Regions from separate parts of the Homo sapiens genome. Here region 1 is linked to region 2. A link is a contact called in ENCODE Hi-C or POLR2A ChIA-PET data. All regions are on one chromosome and are shown on one strand. The core of a region is the stretch at or near the end of the contact, and the rest is flanking DNA. Distances in the headings are between cores, read along the strand shown.

Evidence for each region. Hi-C counts contacts between places; a loop is a spot of excess contacts on that map. ChIA-PET counts read pairs that join two places held with the same protein, here RNA polymerase II (POLR2A). Pooled maps may share reads with other maps.
Region 1: a map of PC-9 shows a loop between it and region 2 (6-fold over the local background). The contact joins two enhancer-like sites. A Hi-C loop is called at or near these places in 8 of 168 maps with a recorded cell type or tissue (IMR-90, PC-9, cardiac septum and 4 more) and 7 of 50 pooled maps. POLR2A ChIA-PET finds 5 or more read pairs at or near these places in 2 of 52 experiments (HCT116 and PC-9).

The regions. Positions count from the first base shown.
Region 1 is chr4:11,698,658-11,705,982 of GRCh38, reverse strand. The region is part of intron 2 of LOC107986178 (a long non-coding RNA gene); the gene reads right to left. Among named protein-coding and RNA genes, the nearest start is that of LINC02360, 67 kb to the left of the region's middle. RefSeq lists an enhancer at 6,367-7,325. Within about 2 kb of position 5,050, at least 4 of the 41 ENCODE cell types and tissues checked have a DNase peak (open chromatin) inside an H3K27ac peak, as active enhancers do; they include HCT116, PC-9 and mammary epithelial cell, where a contact is called at or near this core.
Region 2 is chr4:11,611,739-11,618,558 of GRCh38, reverse strand. All of the region lies in intron 2 of LOC107986178 (a long non-coding RNA gene), which reads right to left. Among named protein-coding and RNA genes, the nearest start is that of LINC02360, 150 kb to the left of the region's middle. Within about 2 kb of position 3,983, at least 5 of the 41 ENCODE cell types and tissues checked have a DNase peak (open chromatin) inside an H3K27ac peak, as active enhancers do; they include HCT116, PC-9 and mammary epithelial cell, where a contact is called at or near this core.

The DNA.
Region 1 (7,325 bases), core at 3,801-6,300, 86 kb before region 2:
AAAAATAGGGCAAAACAAGTCCTCTACTCATAGATCACACCATATAAAAAATAAACTCAAAATTAATCATAGATATAAATATATAACTTTAAACTATAAAACACTTAGAAAAAAAGAATATAATCTGTATAACTTGTATAACTTTGGGTTAGCACAATATACCAATTCTAATATTTAAAGTCAATTCTAATATATGAAATAAATTGGCAATACCAAGCTGATTTAAAGCAACACGAGCTCTCATTCATGGCTAGTGAGAGTGTAAAAATGGTATAATATAAAAATATAAAGCAACATGAACTCTCGTGGTTAGTGAGAATGAAAAATGGTATAACAACTTAGGAAAACAGTTTGGTATTTTCTTATGAACACAGATGTATAATATTCCCTATTAATTCTACTGCATTTAAGTATTTATCAGGGAAAAATGAAAATATATGTTCAAACAAAAACAAATAATGTATGTGAAAGTGCTCATTTATAATTGCCAAAAACCAGACACAACCCAGATATCTATCAAGTAGGGAATAAACAGAATATGGTAAATCCATATAAGGTAATCGGATTTAGCAAGCAAAGAATACATGAAAAAAAAATGGATGCATCTCAAATGCACTGCATTAAACAGAAGCCAGATTTAGAGCTACAATATGGTCCTGATGATTCTGATTACATGACATCCTGGAGAATGAAAACGATGGACATATAAAAATATATCAGTTACTGCAATGGACTTGCAGAGATGAAGGGGAATGACTCCGACAGATCATTCAAGAACTTTTTAGGGTTCTACATCTCCTTTGTAGTGGTGAGTACATGAATGTGTGTGTTTGTCAAATGTTATAAACCAAACATCAAGAAAAGGTGAGTTTTATTCTGACTAGAAATGGCATTACAGTGGCATCACAATTAATCTGACAGGGTGGAGAGAGATAAAGAAAGAGAAAGAGAGAAGGAGAAACCAGGTCTAACCCCATTGGCAATCTTGTGTGTAGAGAGTGAAGAAATGAAAATAGACTAGTAGAGGAAAGTGAGGAGGAAAAGTAAGGTACAAAGAGAATTGACAGTGGTCTCTGGAGAGCTAAAAAAGGAATATAGTCTAAGATGAGATAGACCACTGTGTTATGCTGCTGATAGGGTATGCAAGGAGAATATTAGCCACTGGACTTAGTAATAGACAAGGCACTAAGTGACAGACAAGAACATTTTCAAGATCTGGTGGGTTAATAATGGGTTCAGGAAAAAGGAGACATGTAAATGAAGAGTGAGTAAAGAAAACACTTTTTAAAGAGCTTTACTGTAAACAAGCAGTGGAATGGGACAGGAGCCAGAAGGCATATGAAACCAAAGATTTTGTCCTCTTGTTTTATGATAATACTGAATGCTGGTATGTTGATGTGAATGATCTAACAGAAAGAAAACAACAGTGATGACACAGGACAGGAAAGAATTGCTGAAGTGAAAAACTTGAATAAATGAGAAGAGGTGGGATCCAGGTCATAATGTAGTCCAGAAGAATTAGAAAAGAAGATACAGATCAGGGAGAATCTGAGAAGTCTTGTTTTCAAGATAAGGCTGATTCTTGCTCAAGGTGGCCTGTCTAATTTGGAAAAGGATTCCACTGGGTATTGCAAGGTAATGCCAGAGGTTACAAGTAGTGGTATGAAGTGCCAAAGAAATGAGGTAATGAGACCTAGATTCGAGGTCTGGGTAATAGACAAGGAATTTATATTCAGGAAAAACCTGAAAAGATAATCAAGAAATTCAAGAGATGGGGAAAGTACATTTGAAGGGGTATAGGGAAGTAGGCTGTGCTCAGAAAGGTAGACAGGAGGCTTACCCATAGGCACTTGGAGTTATAGTACGAAATTTAATGTTACAATCTCTGGATTTGAACCAATAATCAACTGTGAATCACACCTAGCCAAGCCTCCTATATAATGTCAGGCTTTGCCAAGATTGACTAAGAAATTAGGAGACCCCGGGCCTGCTATTTGAAGGTTAAGTGTGACTATAGCTAATAAAACTGCAGTTGGTAGCAGTATTAAGAAAAATATTTATTTACTTGGTTCTATTTGTTTTAATGGATATTTAAAATATGCACAAAGTGCAAGTGGATTGATTTTGAGTGTCATTAATTCTTTGCTAGACCATTGAAGGAAAATGGCAGGCACAGAAACTATGGAACCGTAACAGATAAATCCTTTCTGAATCCAGTATTAAGCCATTCTTAAATGTTATTCTTATTCCATGTTAAATCCCACATATTTTTCCCCTTTTGAACAGCTCATTGAAATGATGGAACTTATTGGAGGAAAATGTGATTCAATAAGTGAAAGTTTATTCTACGTCTGACTTTTCAGGAAGACTAAAGCCTCATTTATACCTTATCATAGGTTGTAAAGTGCTTTCAAATATTTGACATGCTATTCTCACAATGAAATGATTTTTTCCTCATTTTACAAATGCAGATGTTAAGGCCTAGAGAGATGAACTGCTTTGCTTTAAAATACCCAGCTAATAACAGAGCCAGAGCAAAACTCCAGGCATTCTACATTCAAATCTAATGATAGTTCTGCTATGTCTGTACATAACATCATTGACCAATCATTGCAAATGTGTGGGTTATGCGCACAGAAAATTTGCATTCCCAGTGCTTGTTGCCAAATACTATTTGGTGGAATGTGTCTGAGGAGTTCGTATTTTAACTTTTTCAACCTATCTGAAGATCCTATCCATCATACAGATTCATTCAGCTCCACACAGTGGCACACAGGGTCGTTTGGGAGCTTCCATTAGGAAGTGCCCTTCTGCAAACTGTGCCTAACCACAGAGCCCTGAGGAAATAGTGTGTAATGAAAACAACACAAGTCTTGAAACAAGGAAGCATCATGGCAATGCCTGCTCTGCCACTCTCCTGCCAAATGGCCTTCAGCAACTTAAGTCATCTCTCTCTGAGCCTGTTTTCTAATTTCTAAGAAACTGACCTAACCTACAGAATTGTTATGAAGATGAGAACATACCACACTCAGCCAAAGCTGTTTCTTACAATGACCAAAAATAAAGCTTTAGAAACTAAAGTGTGGCATATATATATATATATGCACACACACGCACATATATATGGATAAAAAAATCACAATTGAAAGAATGTGGTAAAAAGCAAACGAGCTCTGCAATTCATCTGTAAGTTCTTTTGGTTTAAAATTTCATTTTAATTTTGGCACAACATTAGCAATCCATTGAAAATATTCTGAAATAACTCATATTCAGAGTTATTAAAGAAAGTTGATGGGTTTCACGCGCACGCGCACACACGCACACACACATACACCCACCCCTGCAGGTTGTGCGTTTTAGCAGACCTAAATGTAAACTTCTGGAATCCAAAATAAACTCCAAGTTGGTGATATCTAAAATTAACCCCAGTATGTTACTGTCTGCAAAAAAGAACTGTGAGAAAGTCTGTTCAGAGGATAATGATAGTGACTCAAATCCAGCTTGGAAGCGAGGCCTTCTGTGGGAGACAGAAGATGAAGGGTAATGTGGGGTGATGTCCTGACAAGAGCAAGCCGGAGTGTCACTCCAACTGAAGCTCATTCTTTTTACCCCAAAGCCTGAACCTGATCATTGTCCCTCTCACACGAGGCTTTACTGGATGCACCATGCCTCTTCTTTGCAGAGTTCTTTAACTGGCTTAAGACACTTCAATTTTGCAAGTTGAGTTGAGGACACCTGGTAATGAATGATTCAAGACACACAGGTGGCCCAGGACTGGGCCTGGCAGGCGTATTCCTGGAACGGCGCCCCCGTGAGGATCCTATATGCAGAGGGAGAGCAAGCCAGTAGTTAGATTCTTGCTTAGTCAATTATGCATAATGGCTGTCAGTCAAGTTCTCCTGTTTGTGTCCTTGCAAAACCTGGGGAGGGGAGGAACCAAGGCTGTGATGTGTTTAAGGGTAGCACTCTTACTTTAGTGGAAGCAGCTGCAGCCCAAGACTCGCAAGCTGAGTCTTCTCTCTGTAAACAGAAAATTCTGTTCATTGTCATATACAGAACCAAGTCCTTAGGGAGACTACAATAAGATCTTCGGGATGCTCATTTGTCTCTCAGCCTGAATTTCCTGCAAATTTTCTACATGCGTTGGGTGCTTCAACAATGGAGGGTGACTGTTAAAGGTTGAATTGTGTCCCCCGAAATTCATATGTTGAAGTCTTACCACCAAATACCGCAGAATAGGACCATATTTGGAAATAGTGTCATTACAGATATATTTAGTTATGATGGGGTTGTACTGGAGTAGAGCAGGCCTCTAATCCAAGACTACAGTGTCTTTATAAGGAGGGGAAATTTAGACACAGAGACACCCACACGAAGAGAATACTATGTGAAAATGAAGGGGGCAAGGATTGCGGTGATGCTCCTAACAAGTTAAGAAATACAGAAGATTGCCAGAAAACCATCAGAAGCCAGGGAAGAGGCACATAACTGATTTTCCCTCAAAATCTTCATAAGGAGCCAACCTTACTGACACCTTGATCTGGAACTTCTGGCCTCTGGAACTGTGAAAAAATACAATTCTGTTATTTAAGCAACCCAATCTGTAGTCCTTTGTGATGGCAGCCCTAGCAAATTAACAGAATTGTTTTGGCCTCCAAAAAGGGATATTCTCAAATTCTAGCATTTGCACATGTGTTTCCAGATCAGCAGAGAGTTTAGGGAACAAGGTTTGGAGCCAGACAGAAGTGGCTGTGATTTCCAGCTTGACCACTTTCTGATTGTGCCATTCTAAACAAGATACTTTGGAGTGTCTGCTTGGAAATTTTGAATCATAGTGGTTAACATTATGGCCTTGGGCTTCACAAAGATCTGGTTGCAAATTCCAGCCATTCACCCGCTGAGTAGCCCAGGTATGTTACTTTTCCTGAATGTGTTCTTGTTCTTATAAACAGTACAATACTTACTTTCCAGGAGGCTTATGAGGATTCAATGTCATAATGCACAGACATCTCAAACTTGCTACTCTGGCATCATCATTACTCATAAGAAGGAAGCAGGGATTATGTTCTCCTGGGATTCATTTCTCTTCTGCTTTCTCTGGACTACTATGTTTATCCTGCAGATTCCATAGAAGGGTGGCCTTCTCAAGAAAGCCTTGCCAGTCTGGTCAGCTGTGACCTATCATTTCACAATAGCTTATTCCTAAGAAGTGCATGCACCCACACTCGCGCCCACCCATGGACACTCATATTAACCTGTGTTTAAGTAGCTTACGTACATGCATACTCTCTCTGCTAGACAATGTCTTTTGAGGCAGAGACTTTTTTCATTTCCATATATTAGCTTTTTACATAATAGGTTCTCATTAAATATATGATGAAGAGATAAATGAATGAACAAATGAATGAATGAATAGCAAGCTTCCAAGTAAGTTTTAAGAGAGAGTTCTATTTTTCTATTCTTTTCCAAATATCTGTGGCTGTTTCTTCCTGCTGCTGCTGCTGCATGGCACTCTAAGGAAGGGAAATTTGAAAAAAAGATGCCTTCCAGGGGTGGGAAAGACACTGGTCAGAAGAGCCAAAGTGGATTCTGGGTAACGTATCCCTTACAGGTGGTTAGATCTTTTACGTTACAGTACCCTACCTTTATGAAACAGTCTTGCAAATGCTATCTCACTTAAATACCACATCATTCTACTAGATAGGCCAGAAGGACATTACTTCTCCATGTACCAGTGAGGAAACTGAGGCATATGACTTCCCCAGAATTACATAAGTTAAACAGAGACAGAGCCAAGTCAAGAACACAGTCTTCTAAGATGGCCTCATTTTTGACTTTTCTTCTTACTAAAACTTGCTGACTTTGATTTCATATGGCTGATTTCTAAAATAAGGACTTAGTTAGGCTTCTAACTGAGACCATTCAATAGATGTCTTAGTAAAAGTCATCATGTGTGGGTTCTAAGGACTGGTTTCCTGGGAACAATATGCCCTTCGAAGATAGGAACCTAAACATAACTCATTCAAGCGGAGGATGAAACCTTCAGGGCTGTAAAGCAAGATTCTAGATCAGAACATCAGGTGGAGAGTAAAAGATACTTCCATGAAATCCTAATGATGGTCCTAGCTCTGAATTGTTACTTGGTTGATAATTTTCTTATCTCTCTGAGTCTCAGGGTTCTTATCTGCAAAATGGAAATATTATCTGCTCTAATTCAGAGTTCATGACAATCAATTGTGATACGGAAAATGAAGAGCACCCCAAAAGTCTGTAGCAGATATGTAAAAGCCTATTAACCTTGTCTTAATAACATTAGGTTCTGAAATCAACAAATACAATTAAAATTGTATAAGTTGAAATGACTCCCCAAAGTCTTTTGAGAAGGTACAAAATTAAACACTATTATTTTTTATCTGCCTAACACAATCAGCTTTCCCTCCTGTGTACATACAAATTGGTCTCTGTTTCCTTCAGCATAGAAGACGTTGTTAATTTTCTTCCAAGGAACATGTGAAACAGGAAAAAATATGAATATTTACTATAAGAATCAGACAACTGAAGCAACAGCACATTCCTCTCTCACTTGTCACAATCAAGGACATATTCAGAGGAACAGATAAACGAGGGGTAGAATCACCTGTGCTCTATTCATTGTCATATTCCATCTCTCTCCCTCTTCATTATCATTATTATCAACAGCATGATTATTATCCTGTCATTATATGCCAGCATGCATAGTTTAATCGTATAAATCAAATTTGTGTATGATGCAAGACCATGGTGTTTAGAAATCAGATTCAGAAGCCCTCAGTTGTAATTGAAGTGGCATACTGTGAGATGAGCCTCCAGTCATTATTCAAAATGCAGTGAGTCAGCGCTTCCCATTTTAGATCACACAGCCCAACCCCACCTAAGATATGAATCCTAAGGTTTATAAATTCTACTGTGGTTTAGCTTTCCTGAGATTTTTGACTCAGCTTCCTGCCCTGCCCTCATCAAGTTCTAGTGACATTCCAATGACTGTTAGGGAAGATAAAGTATAGGATCTGAAAAGAGCAGCGTCCAAGGTAGTAATCTACAGGGGTGGATGACTCCCATCTTGGTGGTTGTGCCAGCCAGTTCCATATTTAACACACAATGCATGGGACTTGCAGGTTGGGTGTGTGTGTGTGTGTGTGTGTGTTTCCCTTAAATACACTGAGTCGTATTCACAATCTGAATATAAAGAACTAGCAAACATCTGAACTGAGCTTCTTCGGACCAAGCTAAGACTCAAAGCAATTTTCCTTTTAGTTATTTCAGAATAGATACTGATCAGGTTAACT
Region 2 (6,820 bases), core at 2,734-5,233:
AGAGGAGGATTTTGGGGATTAAAAACATCTATAAGTAGAAGTCTTGGCAGGTGATCAATTAGGGTCTATTTCCTTTAAATGTATCTTTCCATGTTTAAGTTAATTAAGTGTATTGACCCATTACCAACAGGCCTAATAAACTAAATTTTCGCAGGCACTTAATGAATTTCAGGTAGTTTCAAGATATTATGTGTGATACATTAATCACAAAATTTCCCCTGTTCTCCAGGAGTTCATTATATTCCAGGTGATAGGGTGACAAGTAGAGAATTACTGCATGTTAGTTTACAATCATGCAGCCAGTACCATCATCCATAGCATTTACTTAGATGGCAGAAGGTTGAGATTTTGAGAGCGATCTGTGGCAATAGACTAGAAGAATCTGTATTATTTCTGTAATCAATGCATTTCCATGCAGGTTTTTTTTTTGTGGGAAACTCCCTATTTAGGCGCTATGGTAACATATATGAGATGAAGTCCCTCCCCCCTTATAGGAATAATGTAATTCAGAATCTCAATCAAATATACAGTCATTAAGTCATTCAGCCCTCTTCTGAGTGTCTGAGTACAGCAGCATGTGGTAGTATCTACTGCTGCACTCAAACACCCAGTACTTTAAATAAAAGTATTTAAGGCCTTTTGCAGATGGATCTTATGTGCGAATGGGAAAGATAAATTATATAAATAACTAAATATATACAATTCATATATATATTTGAATATATACTAGAAAACATAGCAAGAACATGGAGATGGACTTCAGACAGGTTGTGTGTGATGCCAAAATCCATAGGCTTTCCACTATACTAGGGGTTGGCAAACTATTGTCTGTAGGCCATATCCATCCTAGGTCTTGTTTCTATGCATAAAACTTATTGGAACACAGTCCTGCCCATCTGTTTGGAGGTTATCTATGGTTGCTTTCCAACTGCAACAGCAAACTTGAGTAGATGTGAGAGAGGTTATGATACCCACAAAGCCAAAAGTACTGACTATGTGGCCTTTTACAGAAGAAGTCTCCTGGCTCTTATGTTATACTATGCTGGGTACAATATAAACAGAGCTGCACAACCAACCACATCAGTTAGGTCAGTTATGGCCGTAAGCAACCAACAGCCCAACTAAAAAGTGGGGGAGATTATATATGTCTCAAAAGACAAGAAGTTGGCAGTAGAAGAGTCTCACGGTAAATATAAAAGTCAACTGCCATCACCAGTAGCATAGATTACTCTCTTCCATTCTTACATCTTCAGTCTCCATTTTCTCAGGATAGCTGTCCCAATGCCAGGTGTCACAGGAAATGCCAATGTCCAGAGGTGAAGAAAACAAGCAACCATACCTTGTGTCTCATTTTAAGAATGAAACACACCATCCCAGACCCTCCAGGTAGAGATCACTCTTTGTTGTTTCTTTGACCAAAATTGTGTCACATGCCTTTTTTTTTTTTTTTTGACAGTCTTGGCCTGTCGCCCAGGCTGGAGTACAGTGGTGCAATCTCAGCTCACTGCAACCTCTGCTTCACTGGTTCAAGAGATTATTAGGCCTCAGCCTCCATGAGTAGCTGGGAGTACAGGTGTGTGCCACCACGCCCAGCTAATTTTTTTATTTTTAGCAGAGATGGGGTTCCGTCATGTTGGTCAGGCTGGTCTCAAACTCCTGACCTCATGTGATTTGCCCGCCTTGGTCTCCCAAAGTGCTGGCATTACAGGTGTGAGCCACCACGCCCAGCCCACATGACCATTTTCAAAACAATCCCTTGCCAGAATAATAAGATCAATATGACTGGCTAAGTCCAATCACGACTCACTCCCGGAGGTTGAGAAAGGATCCACTTTTCCCTGAAATAGAAGACTACCCCCTACCTGATGAAAATTGGGTATCTGTTAGAAATGAAGAAGGGGACAGAGAAGGACATTAATAGTATCTGCTATATCAGCTGAAATAAATCATAGACATTTTTATTAAATATTACAAATTAAGCACTAAAATGTAAACTCTGTGAAGGCAGGAATTCTTATCTTTCTGGTTCACTGCAGTAGCACCAGGGTTAAAATAGTGCTTAACATAGAGTAGGTGCTCAATAAATAAATAAATATTGATGAAAAATATGAGTGCATTTTGGAGAGTTGGGGAAGGAACCAAAATACATCTAAGTGAAAAGCTGTTATACAGTGACAAGATAACAGTGCAACTCCATATTGCTATAAACTTTGGTTTGAGTGATCCCAGCCATCCACGTAAGATAACTGGCAAGTGAACACAGGCGAAGAGAAATTCTAGATGAGAGTGAAAATCCAGCTGGAAAATCATGGAATTCAAGGCCCGTTAGTCCATTTAAATCAGAGAACCTGTCCTTACCTTTGTCACTGGGTCCAGAGTAACAATCTGGAAGGAGGGAAGATTTTTGTGATTGCTTACCTCTCTTATTGCCTCATATGCTGACAGCAGCCTAAAAGAAACACAAGAGACTCTCACGTAGAGAAATGGGCCACTTTCAACAAGTATTTACCTTTGCTATCTTAATGCTTGGTTGTGTAGGTTGCACAAAATTAAATAATTCAACAACCTGAGAACTTTTATTACACATATTCATCATCTAGGAGACATTGGACTAGGTTTAGGGATAAAGGGGTGAGCAAACAGACAAGTAAAAAACACGTAAATCAGCATAAAGGAAAAACGCATCAGGGAGGGGTTTCTGGAAAACGTTACTGCTCAGTTGAGGCCTGCAGAACGACTGGGAAGTTAGCCAAGTTAAGAAGGGTGGAGGAGGCAGTCGTGCAGATGGAAACAGGCACCCAGGCTCAGAAATGAGTGTGTGGCATGCCCACGAGACACCGAGGATCTGGATTAGGGGGCAGGAGAGCCAGGGATGAGGCTTAGCTCTGAGTTAGATCCAGTTACTTCATTCATTTATTCACTTATAAATAGAGTCTCTCTGAGGTTGAAAGACATCCAACCCTCCTTAATTTTTGGATAATTTTGATGTATGAAAAATAGACAGATGCTCAAAAATATTTTCATTTAATAATGACTCATTTTACCAAGGAAGATAATACTATAATAATTATTTCAAGATGAGGTTTATAAAACAATTTGCTAGGTCACTACAGCAGGAGTTGTCAGAAAATGGGTCATAACTACAAACTTCTATGAGAAAGTTTCCCCCACCCTCAATTCTGTAACTTTATGTATTAGTGCATATATAATTTCATTTGGAGACATTAACAAGAGTCTAAATTTGAGGACATCGTTTACTGTAAAACTCAGGCCTAACAGTCTTCACTCAAGTACCCAAGTCAATGATTGATTTAAAAAATATCTATTATGGGGAGAACCTTGTAAAGCCTGGACGTGGAGATGATAGTGGAAAAAAACAAGTATGGCACTGTCCTCGCGGACAGTAATATTTATCTTTCCAGGAGAAAGATGCATATTAAAGAAACATAAATGATTCAATTACCTCATATAAGTGTTTTGAAGAAAAAGACAACCTATCTTTAGGTCTCAGTGTCTATATTTATAAAAAGAGGGGGTGATAAAAGACTCTCTTAATGGACCCTGAGGTTACAAGTTAAGACTGATTAATTAGTCTATGGAGAGGAACTGCTCAGAGCAGGTTAGGTGAAAGGCATTTGGAGATGGTTGCTGCAGCAAAGGGACAGGAAGATTGCTCAGGAAACACACAAGGTAGAGTTCAAAGCATCTATTCAAGTCCTAGAAGTCTTGGAAAATAATAGAGAAGTAGAGAAGTAAAAAAGTAATGGTAGAAACCTCCTTTATGGGCATTGTATCCAGAGAAGTTTAGAAGCCAGGGGACTTTGAGAGGCAGCCATCTGCATTTTGTAATGTCACAGATGAGAAAACTATGTTCAGACTCACCGGAGGTGAACAGACTGGCCCAGTGCAGGGAGTGAGTCAGCAGGAATGGCATTTTACGGAATCTAGTAGACTCACTGATTTTTCCAGAAATACAGGTTAGCTGAGTCGGAAGAGTTGTTTCTCCAGCCAAGCAATGCCCCGTTGCATGTAAATGTTTCTCATCCAAAAGGATGAACAGAGCAGGTGCTTGACCTCCAGAGTTCATGAGTCTAGACCTCAGAGACATGGATGTGTTTATCCGATGAATAATGATAGCAGTAAACAAAAAAGAAGAAGGAAAGAGGTTGTGGATAATGCATGAGAAAAATGACTCCTATTTCCTAGAATGAATTATAAAGTATGAGATCTAAAGGATGCCACACTCCCTTGGTCCCTATGAAGCTTTCCTGAACTGAGCAGAGCAGTTTTTTCTTGAAGTTTAACTTCTATCTAGAGGGGCATCAGAGCATCTTGTGGTTTTTTTTCCACCATGGCCTCTCTGAACCAAATTTTAGGTCTTTAGCTTCCCAGAGCAAAATCCCTGGGAAAAGCTGAGATAGCCAAATAATTGTGAAGCAGGACTCCAAGCAAGTATTCTTGATGTCCAAGATAAATGACAATCATTTAGCACTTTCAGGAAAATGAAGAGAAACTGACTCCTTTTTATTCCTCCACCATTGTAAAAGGAAGCTTTGATATTTCTTTGTGATACCACAGCAGAAACTTCGTTAATTATAATATTATGCTTTTTGACAATGAAATGAACCTCCAGAAGTAGGCTTATTCATTAGGATTCTAAGTGCCCTCTAATCTCTGCCATCAATTTTCACTTTCCTTTTCACCCTTCCCAAACATTCCTATGTAGATATGCCTCCAAAATACACACAGTTTGACCACATACTTTCTATCTTGTGTCTAATATTTCCACCATCCCAACTTACAACAACAGCAAAATCTTAATAGACTCTGCATTAGCTAACATTTTCTAAATTCCTTTTTTGAAGAAAAGGTGTATTCCTGTATTTACAATTTTCTACGAGTGCTCATTATCATGGTCGGTAGTTCACCCTGGAATCTATCTGTGCTCTTTTAAAATAATTGTATGATGCACTTATTAAAACACAAACTTTTTTTAGGACTTCAGAGTTTTCAGGTTACATTAAAATCCACTATTTCAACTTGTTTACTCAGTACCTTTGGAATCCAGTATGTGGAGCACAATTTACTTAGGCAGAAATGGAGGCCCAACATTTCTAAATGACTTAAGAAACTGAGGCCCAAAATGTATAAATTATTTGCTCAAGGCCATACATCTCCTAACTGATAAAAATAAGCATGCTATCAATCAGGATTTAGAAGAGCAAAACCCATGCTCTATCCATAGTGTTCCTTATTAAGAAGAAATAAGTAAATCAGCAAATTAATTAGTAAACAAAAATAAATTTTAAAACTAGCATATGAATACCCTCCCCAATTAAAAGAATATCACATATCTCATTTAAACCTGACAAAATTTTAATGAGCTGATAGCATTAGAATCCAAAATTATTGTGAGCTGAACATTTAATACTGTAGTTCATATTATTTCTCTATTGTTTCTCATTTACATCATGAGTTACTTCACCCTGAGGTTAAGGATTGTTTTATTAATGTCTGTGCCCCAAAATCAATATGTTGAATACATTAGATGATTAACTCAGAATGAGGAAAAAAAAACTTCAATATTTTGAAGCAATAAAGATTGATTAAGATCTCATTCCTTTCTAATATCTAGGACAATGTGCCATGAATCGTTATGGAACTCATTCTGGCTCCACGTCAGAGAAAAAGAAACGGAATATTTGGAGTCCAGACAGGCTTCAAATTAAATCCTAACTAAACCACTTACTAAATGTTTGTATAAGTTTCTTAACATCAATTAATTAGGAATTAGGCCACTCACCCAGCTTCAGTTTTTTTGTTTTTTTGTTTGTTTGTTTCATTTTTCGAATGAGGATAATAATACCTCCCTGGTGGAAATGCTGTAAAGATTAGATACATGTGTAATATATTTAAAGCACCTAGCTAAATGACAGGTAGCTCTTATTTATACACTCCATCCTTAATAAGAAAACTCATTTCAATAATATTGCCAAATTATTTTCTAAATTGTCTAAGATACATTCTGCAAAAAGCATTGGCCTGATTTCCTACTCAATCACTATTACAAGGGCTTAGACAATTCACCAAGGTCTTCTGGGCCTCAGATTCTACTTCTGTATAAGAAGAAGGAAATAAAACAAGTAGAAAAAAGGAATTGGATTTCATGACCTCAACCACCACTTTCAGCTCCTGACATTCATTATTATATAACTTTTGTACATAACTCTATTTTTACAAGTAATATTTATTGGGTGGAGAAAGTTTTCCTGGTTATATTGTGCTTTGTAAGAATCTCAACTCCAGTCCACATCAGCAAATATGATTTCTGACAGGAAGTGGACTATTTAGTTGATCTCTGGAGGTTGAGAGAGATGGTGTTGATAGTTGCTCAGAATAAGATATGAGGATGTTAAGGAATAAAATAGGTGAAGACAGACAGGAGACAGGAGCATAACTGGATGAAAGCTAACACTTTAGCTAAGAGAGTACATATGGGAAATGGGTGAAGCAATCTGTGTAAATATGCTGAAGGGCATTAAAGAAGAGAATAAGTAAATAAAATTTGGTATTAAAAATCATGAGGAAGCAAGTAAATCATTATCCCATTTGCACTACCAGGAAGTGGTCTTTTTTCAGAAACTCTTTCCCTCTAGTACTTAATTATCTCATCCTTTGGTAGGGCCTTTTTCAACAGAAACCTTTGATACTAAAGAATGAAGGTGGGCTGGGCACGGTGGCTCACGCCTATAATCCCAGCACTTTGGGAGGCCGAGGTGGGCGGATCACGAGGTCAGGAGATCGAGACCATCCTGACCAA